Regions from separate parts of the Homo sapiens genome. Here all the other regions are linked to region 1. A link is a contact called in ENCODE Hi-C or POLR2A ChIA-PET data. All regions are on one chromosome and are shown on one strand. Each heading gives the region's core, a stretch centred on a gene start or an enhancer-like site at or near the end of the contact. The rest is flanking DNA. Distances are from core to core; before and after follow the strand shown.

What was found. A loop is a pair of places that touch in the nucleus more often than their neighbours do. ChIA-PET counts read pairs that join two places held with the same protein, here RNA polymerase II (POLR2A). Pooled maps may share reads with other maps.
Region 2: a loop to region 1 is called in a pooled map, with 4 times the contacts of the local background. The contact joins the promoter of SPRYD3 here to the promoter of KRT8 in region 1. A Hi-C loop is called at or near these places in 1 of 50 pooled maps. POLR2A ChIA-PET finds 5 or more read pairs at or near these places in 3 of 52 experiments (HepG2, PC-3 and activated CD4-positive, alpha-beta T cell).
Region 3: a loop to region 1 is called in a pooled map, with 3 times the contacts of the local background. The contact joins the promoter of TNS2 here to the promoter of KRT8 in region 1. A Hi-C loop is called at or near these places in 2 of 50 pooled maps. POLR2A ChIA-PET finds 5 or more read pairs at or near these places in 6 of 52 experiments (A673, HCT116, HEK293 and 3 more).

Annotation. Positions count from the first base shown.
Region 1 is chr12:52,903,696-52,906,551 of GRCh38, forward strand. It overlaps KRT8 (keratin 8), which reads right to left and starts at 1,381. Exons shown (of 8, transcript NM_002273.4): 1 at 963-1,381. The coding sequence starts at 1,286. RefSeq lists a silencer at 152-321.
Region 2 is chr12:53,077,987-53,080,842 of GRCh38, forward strand. It overlaps SPRYD3 (SPRY domain containing 3), which reads right to left and starts at 1,404. Exons shown (of 11, transcript NM_032840.3): 1 at 1,325-1,404. The coding sequence starts at 1,347. RefSeq lists a silencer at 1,105-1,384.
Region 3 is chr12:53,048,657-53,051,512 of GRCh38, forward strand. It overlaps TNS2 (tensin 2), which reads left to right and starts at 1,409. Exons shown (of 29, transcript NM_170754.4): 1 at 1,409-1,604. The coding sequence starts at 1,530. The region is part of intron 2 of TNS2-AS1 (TNS2 antisense RNA 1); the gene reads right to left. RefSeq lists an enhancer at 1-413.

The sequences.
Region 1 (2,856 bases), core at 131-2,630:
CACGGGCTGAATGGGCGAGGGGCGTTGGTGGGCGACCGCGTTATCTGAAGCCATAAACTTAACAGGACGTAAACCCCGGGCGGGGCGTCCCACGCCCGCAGACTTTGAATCCTGCATGGGCTTTCCGAGGCCAGGCCCTGGCGCCTCCTCCACCCCACCCCAGCCCACCCCACCCCACCCCACCCCACCCACACCGCCCCCGACGCCGAGCTCCGCCAGGTGGAGGAGAGCGTCCCGAGACTGCTGCCCGCAGCCCCTCACCCCGCCCTCGGCCCCGCCCACGCTGCCGGCGCAGGGGCCGGGGTATGACTCATTCTGTGACCCCCGCACTCAGGCCTCCGGGCGCCAAAGGCCTCAATCAATATTTGCCCGTTTGAACCGAGACACCCACTTCCTTCTCCTAGAATGCTAGAATCACACCAAACCCCTATGTAAAAAAAAGAAAAGAAAGAAAAAAAATCACAAAGGCACCACTGGGGAGCCCTTGGGGTAGTGCTGGCGAAGAGGCGAACCTGGAGGAGGGTAGTCCCCGAACAGCTGGGACTGCCGCAGGGCGATAGCTTAAAAGACGGTCAGAACTCGGGTTGGGGTGAGAACAATAACCGCTATTATTTTTTATAATTTGGGGACAGAATGACCTGAGGAAGAACGGGATTTGTAGAGAGGGGTGGTGGGAACTAGGCTGTACCCTTAAGTTGTCTCTCTCTTCCAAGACCCTCCAGTTTAAAAGGGAAGAAGGAAGCCCCAGGATTCATCCCGGCTGTCCAGACCCTCTCCCCACCCTCACCCAGCCCAAACCAAGGTGCACGGGAGGGGTGAGTCGGAGGATGGAAGGGAGAGTGTCGCCAGGGCGGGTGAGGCCCAGCAGGACGCCAGCTGGGGGCTGGAGATGTGCATAGGGACCGGGACTACCAGGAGAAAGGGGCTGCGGGCACAGTCAGCCACGCAGGGGGGACCCTCACCTTGTCTATGAAGGAGGCAAACTTGTTGTTGAGGGTCTTGATCTGCTCCTTCTCCTGGGTGCGCACGGCCTGGATGTTGGGGTCCACCTCCAGGACAAGGGGGCTCAGCAGGCTCTGGTTGACCGTAACTGCGGTGATGCCTCCCATGCCGCTGGCCCCACCATAGCCGCCGCCCAGGCCACCGCGAAAGTTGCTGCTGCCCACTCGGGAGAAGCTCGAGGAGCTGATGCGGGAACCGGGCCCACTCGTGTAGGAGCGGCTGCTGAAGGCCCGGGGGCCAGAGGTGGACACCTTGTAGGACTTCTGGGTCACCCTGATGGACATGGTAGAGGCAGGAGTGGAGGCAGGCGGGCCGAACCAGGCGGAGATCCTAGAAGGAGCGGAGAAGCTGCTTCTTGGTGAGGAGAGCTCTCAGGAATGGCCTTTTATAAAAGAGATCCCAGCCCCGGGGGATGGGGGGGAAAGGCCTCGTACCTGAGTGGCTAGGCCCAGAGGGGGCTGGGCCTAACCCGTCACCTGCCACCTCCGGGCAGGACTCAGGTGGGGGCAGCAGAGAGCTGCCGCCACCCAAGGGCCCGTTCCAACCCTGGAGCCCACTCCAGCACCACCCCCAGAAACCCAGGAAAAGGCAGTTCAGTGAATATGAAACTGGAAGAAATCCTGTCCTGGCACAAGTGCCTGTAACAAGCAGACTTGCCTGGGCCGCCCAGCCACTACAACCCTGACTCCTGGGTCTTGTCTCCCTCCCTCCTGGGGGAAATAAACTGGAGGACTGGGAAGCATGGGAAAAAGGGGTCTCCTAGTATTTGGGTCTCCTCTGAGCTGCCGACACCCCAGAGAAACTCTCCTGTGTTCTCCCTGATTGAAGCGATTATGAGGGCCTGCCTGAGCTGGATGACAGAACAGCTGGAGTCCAAAGCCTTGAATCTGAAATCAACCATTTGCCTCATCTTTCCAGGTTACTGTTCTACCCCTAGCACCTGGTGCAGTGCCAAGAGGGTCTGGGTAGATATTTGTGGAATGAATGAATGAATAAATAAATGAGTGAATAAACATCACACGCGCACACACACACACACACACACACATACACATACACACACAGTGGCTGTCGTCCCTCTACATCTGAAGGTGCAAGATAAAAAGAGATCCAAGGCCAGGCACGGTGGCTCACGCCTGTAATCCCAGCACTTTGGGAGGCTGAGGTAGGCGGATCACGAGGTCAGGAGTTCAAGACAAGCCTGACCAACATGGTGAAACCCCATCTCTACTAAAAATACAAAAATTAGCTGGCCATGGTGTAATCCCAGCTACTCAGGAGGCTGAGGCAGGAGAATCACTTGAACCCGGGAGGCAGAGGTTGCAGTGAGCTGAGATCGTGCCACTGCACTCCAGCCTGGGCGACAGAGCGAGATTCCATCTCAAAGAAAAAAAAGAGCGAGATCCAACACAGCACTTTTCCTGAACATAACCCAGGGGCTTCCTCTCCTTCCAAGATCCTAGGATCCCCTGGGCCAGGTGAACACTGTAGGCCTCACTGAAGGGCCTAGAGAATGATGAACAGGGCTAGAAGGCAGAGAACGCAGGGGTTGGGGGGGGCAAGAGGAGATGGGAGCTATGTCAGGGACTTCATAGTTCTTGCTCTTTGCGGGAGTCACTCCCATTGCTCCCAGTGAGTGAATCATGGGAAGTGAGACAGGACGGCAGGGGGTACAGTGGAGTGGTGTGGCACTCGTGGTGCTACCTGGACCCTCCTGCTTTACCCAGGCTCCCAACGGGCCAGAGGAAATAGAGGAAGAGTCCCTGCACCTGTCTCCCATTATCAAAGTGAGTCAGGAGGGCAGGTTGGGACGTAGCACGCACCTGTGGGAGGTTGGAGATTGGGGAGCTGAGC
Region 2 (2,856 bases), core at 154-2,653, 170 kb after region 1:
CCAGCCTGGGCAACGTAGTGAGACCTCATCTCTACTAAAAATTAAAACAATGAGCCAGGTGTGGCAGCATGCACCTGTAGTCCCAGCTACTAAGGAGACTGAAGATGGCTTGAGTCTGGCAGGTCAAGGCTGCAGTCAGTTCTGATTGTGCCACTACATTCCAGCCTGGCTGACAGAGCAAGACCCTGTCTCAAAAAAAAAAGAAAAAAAAATGCCATGATCCTGGGCCTGGTGGCTCACGTCTGTGATCCCAGCACTTTGGGAGGCCGAAGTGGGAGGATCACAAGGTCAGAAGTTGAAGACCAGCCTGACCAACATGGTGAAACCCCATCTCTACTAAAAATACAAACAAATTAGCCAGGCGTGGTGGTGCGCACCTGTAATCCCAGCTACTCAGGAGGCTGAGGCAAGAGAATTGCTTGAACCTGGGAGGTGGAGTTTGCAGTGAGCCGAGATCGTCCCACTGCACTCCAGCCTGGGTGACAGAAACTCCATCTCAAAAAAAAAAAAAAAAGCCACGATCTTAATCAGTTCCTAAAGATCATTCCAGCTGCTGGTTGGAGAACTGATCACAAGAGGATCAAGAACAGATGTGGGCAAACAATTCAGACGTTGTTGCAGCAGTTCACATGAGAAATGACATCCACTAAGTCGGTAGCAGCGCCGATGGATGGGGGTGGGATGATCCAGGTATTTAAACAACCATCAGTCCCTACATATAAATGAATGAATGATTTTTCCTGGGAGCCAAAAGTGAGAAAGAGGTGAAGTACTCTTCTCTTCCCATTCCCTAAACACTGGGACAGGGGTTTTCTTGAGGCCTGACATTGCCTTGCACACGGTAGGTGCTTAGTAAGCCTTGGCTGGGCTGAATTTGATCCCAATACGCAAATTACGACTCTTATGCAGTAGCTACAACCCACCACGTGGCCCAGAAGAGTAGGCACCTGTGGGACAGACAGCCCTAAGATTCCACTCCCGGGCACTCAGCCAGGACTCAACCCCAGGTAGATGCTGGTTGCGCAGACCCCACAGTCTTGGCACCGGCGAGTGGCGGCCCTACTGGGCCCTGTCTCCTCCCCGGGCACGGCCTGATCACTGAGATGAGACCCGGGAGCAGCCGGGCCCCAGCCCATCCGTGTGCCTACGCCCAGTCTCCCCAGGCCCTGCACTGGGCCGAGGGTGCAGCAACAGAAGAAGCCCAGTGACCAGAGCGCAGGGCCCCGCCCCTGGCCCCAGAGCCCCCGCCCAGGACCCCCGCCTTCCGCTTCAGGCTCCGGGGAGATACGAGGCCTCCGGGACCCCGCCCCCGATCCCCGCCTACCGGGGCCGCCGCGTCCTCCTCATCCATAGGCCTCTCAGCTCCGCACACAAGCTCTTCGGCCGCCGCCACCACACACATCCGGGTCCCCGCCTTTCCTTCACTCCTAGAGGCCCGCCCCGTCCCCCATCTAAGCCAATCAGCAACGGCCTCTGACGACGGGCACCTGCAGGAGCCAATCGGAAGGCGCAGGCAGGGTGTGGGGCGCGGCCCGGTGCCCTGGGTACCCAGCTCAGGGCCCCGGTCTGGTCAACCCGGCTGTTGCTGGGGTGAGCGAAGGCGACGTGGCAGCGCGGACGCTGCTGGGTGCCTGGGCGCCGCTGAGGCGGACAGGGGGCGGCTCTTGAGCGGCGCCGGGGAGACGGGACGGGCGGAGAAGGTGGCCACGCTCGCACAAACGTTGCGAGTATTACTTGAGCCCTCCTTCCGCGCTGGACTGAAATAAAAGCTTTACCGGAATGTCCATTTAATCCACGGTGCAGCCTTATGAAATAAATCTTATCTCCTTTTTACGGATGGGCCGAAGGCTGGCCTCGATAGCCTGCGCGCTTAACTGTTATGCTGTGTACCCTCCCGAGCTCTGTTTCATGGCACCGCTCGCTCATTATTGGCAAGAACATTCCATTCCAGGAGGAGAGAACTGGGGATGCAGAAGGCACAGTGGCACGAAGCGGCATTCTGTGGAGGAACACAGGGCTTTGGTAGGCTGAAGGAAAGTTAGACTGGGGTTAGAATGTGAAGGGACGAAGACACGAATATTTATTGAACACCTACTAGGGAGTGCCTACCTGCCATTCTGGGGGGTTGGACTCCTAGATGAGGACTTCCTTGCTCCCTTCCCATCACCATATCTCTCTCTTCTGGACGGAAAAGATTCCTCTCCTCTGTAGCACCTCATTTATAATACTTTTTTTTTTGAGACGGAGTCTCACTCTGTCGCCCAGGCTGGAGTGCAGTGGCGCGATCTCGGCTCACTGCAAGCTCTGCCTCCTGGGTTCACGCCATTCTCCTGCCTCAGCCTCCCAAGTAGCTGGGACTACAGGCGCCCGCCACCACGCCAAGCTAATTTTTTTTGTATTTTTGGTAGAGACGGGGTTTCACCGTGTTAGCCAGGATGGTCTCGATCTCCTGACCTCTTGATCCGCCCACCTCGGCCTCCCAAAGTGTTGGGATTACAGGCGTGAGCCACCGCCCCCCGCCATTTATAACACTTATTACCGTCTTGCTTTCGTTATTGGAGTTACTTGTGTGTGTAGACCCGTCTCTGCTAGACTGTGAGCTCCTTCAGACCCCAGACTATTCTATTCTTATCACACTAGGTACTCTAACGTGTTGAGTGCCAGGAAAGCCATCAGCTCGCATACCGTGAATAGTGCCCACTCGGCATAACGGCAATGGGTGATAGGAATAGATGAGATGGGAAACAGAGAAACCCGGATTAGAGCCCCAATTCTGTGTGACTAAAAGGTCAAGGTCTTGGTGTTCTCATCCCTAAACAAGAATTATTGAAGTATGTGTTCTTTTAGCTCCCTTCC
Region 3 (2,856 bases), core at 159-2,658, 140 kb after region 1:
CTGGCCAGGATATCCTGGGGACACATTTCTTGGCCTGGAAAATTGGAGCTTCCAGGGAGAGGTGTCAGGCTAGGCCCAATCCAGTCAGGTCCTCGCAAGGGTCTCAAGTGGGCACCCACAGCAGGCCTCACCCCAGAGAATGCAGGATTCTTCATCCCAGGGAACCCATCCTGGTGGATATGAAGGAGCAGGAAGCAAGTAGAAGGGACTCCGTGGGAGAAGCCAGGGCTGGGGGAGTTGCCTGAGTACTGGGACATTCAATAAATACCATGCAAATGAGAGGGGCACATTTGCACATTCTTTCAAGTGACAGCTATAGCCTGTCCCAGGGGCTGCTGTCCACAGCTTGGGGCTGAAGACTCCCAGGCCATTAACCCCTTAGCTTTTAGGAAGATTACTCCCCCTTTTTCAAGGCCCCATCCACCTCCCTCCCTTGACTCCCAGGACGGGAAGTTGGCCATGTTCCCAGGAGGGAGGCCGGAGGCCCATGGATGGGGGTGGAGTATGTGTTGGGAGGGGGGACCTCCTGTCCAGTCCTCAGGCCCTGGGACAGCTGCTGAGGAAGGAGAGCAGACCCAGGAGAGCCATGAAGGTAGTACTCAGGCTTCGGGGTTGCCGCGGGGGGAGGGTGCAGCCCTTGGGTAGAGAGCCCAAGTTGCAGGGCTGGAAAGAGGGCTAGGGATCTGTGAGATCATGTCTGAAACAAAGCCAGGGAATGGGTGAGTGGGGGGCACTGTGTCAGGAGCAGAAACCTGGGGGCTTTCAGGAGAAGGGCCTCATATGCCTTAGGCTGTGGCAGGAGAATGGATTACTCCCCAAACCTGAGCAAAGCAGTCTTGTGGCTGGAACTTGGCCTTGCAAGGTGTATTGAGGGTAAAGGTGGGCGGTGCATGCTTTCCTTTTCCTACTTCATAACGAGTGAAACTGAGACAGGAAGGGGGCCCCCAGTCCCATTTTTACCTGACTCTCAGGACACACTCGGGATCCTGGGCCTGCCTGCTGGTAGTAGTTCCCAGCTCCACTCCCTCCCCAGCGGAAGTCCCTCGAGAGCTTGAGAGTTCAGGCTGGAGCCTGGCTGGGACACACTGTTCCCCACTTGCCCTTTAGCCCTGCCCCGAGACCAGAATTCTCACCCGGCCCCACCGGGGGTGGGGGCAGAATCTCAAGACCATGGATCCCTGCAGATCCCTGGAGAGTGTGGTGTCCCAGGTGTGGGACAACTCCAGAGTTGGGGGAGTAGGGGGAGCAAAAGATCACAGGCTGACACTCCCAGCAGGGTAGATCCTGGGAATCTGATCTCCTGGCCTCCCCCACATCCTCCCCCCTCCACTTCCTGGAGCAGCGACCTGCCCCCTTCCCGCCTGCACTTCCCTCCACTTCCAGGGCCGGGCTTCTCCTCACACCAGCCAGACAGCCTACCCTCCGCCCAGGGGAAGCGGCTGCCTCCGCCAGGCCGCTTCCAGGAAGCCCCGGGCCAGGCCCCAGCATTGTTCAGGCCCTGGGGCCAGCACCCCAGCCAGCCGAACACCATGAAGTCCAGCGGCCCTGTGGAGAGGCTGCTCAGAGCCCTGGGGAGGAGGGACAGCAGCCGGGCCGCAAGCAGGGTAGGAGTGCCCACCAGCTGGGCAAAAGAGGGGCAGGGGTGGAGGTGCGGGCAGTGGGGGAGGGGACCAGGAATCAGGCCAGGCCTTCTTCCCAATTTCAGCTTCCTCAGCCTTCTTCCCTGGCCCAGCATCCCCTCCGGAGTGGCCAGGGCTGTAGTGTGAGGGGATGTTTGGGTTAGAGTAGGTCCTGCTGTCTGTTTTGGCTCCTCTCACCTTCCCTGCTCTAGCCTGGGCCAACCCCAGGAGGTCCTGGCCCCCCAACATAAGCCCCAGGTGCCTCACTGCAGGACTTTGCCATGCGCTATCCAGGTATCCTCCAGCAGGCTCAGAGATCATCAGGCCCCTTCCCTGGCCCAGGGAAGTTTGAGGGAAATGGGGTGGCAGGGTGGAAAAAGAGAGAGGAGAGGGAGTCAGGAGTGCTTTGGAACTGGAGGTTTGCTTTCCACTGACAACATCCATATCTGCTGCTAATGCCAACATGCTCCCAAGTGTCTTAGTGGGTCCCACAAAGTTGATCCAGCCCAGAAGAGTTGCAGGGACAGTCAAGAAACCAGAGGTGCTGCCCACATCCCCATCACTCCCTTTCCCAACTTCCCAGCCTTGCCCCAAAAGCAGCAGCTCAGGACAACCTGAGATACTACTGTGATGGGTCCCCGGGAGGAGGACAGCAGGAGTCTGAACTCCAGAGGAGGGGGAATATGGGTAAAACAGAGAGATGGCAAGGAGACAAGCTGTCCCCAGACAGAGGATGGGAGGAGAGAACCCACAGTGGGAGGGGAAGGGACTGAGATAGGCCTGGGCCATAAGGGGGCATCCCAGGCTCCTGCCTCACTGCATCTCTGGGTCAGGAGGGGCTGAACAGGGAATCTGGTCCACTCCTTTCTCATTCAATGCGTGAATCCCAAGTGCCAGGGTGCAGGGGGTCGGGGGAGAACTCACAGCATCCAAAGCCAGCTAAACATCTCTCCCCAGTGACAGGCTTCTATCTGTTTCCCTCCAGCATGACCACCCCCATTACACAATTGCTGTCTGCTGCCTCAGTGCACAATGAGTAAACATGTTGTTCTGACCGTGGGGGAGGAGGGCATGTCAGCTGCCTGGAGCGTGGGGACAGCAGGAGCTAAAGGAGCAGGACTGGCTGAGGCCACTCCTGCCGGCTCAGTCTGGTGCTGCAGGACTGACATACAACACATATGTTTGGAACCTCCCTGCTCACTCTGCACACAGGTCTCCATGCGGGGAGGACAAGATG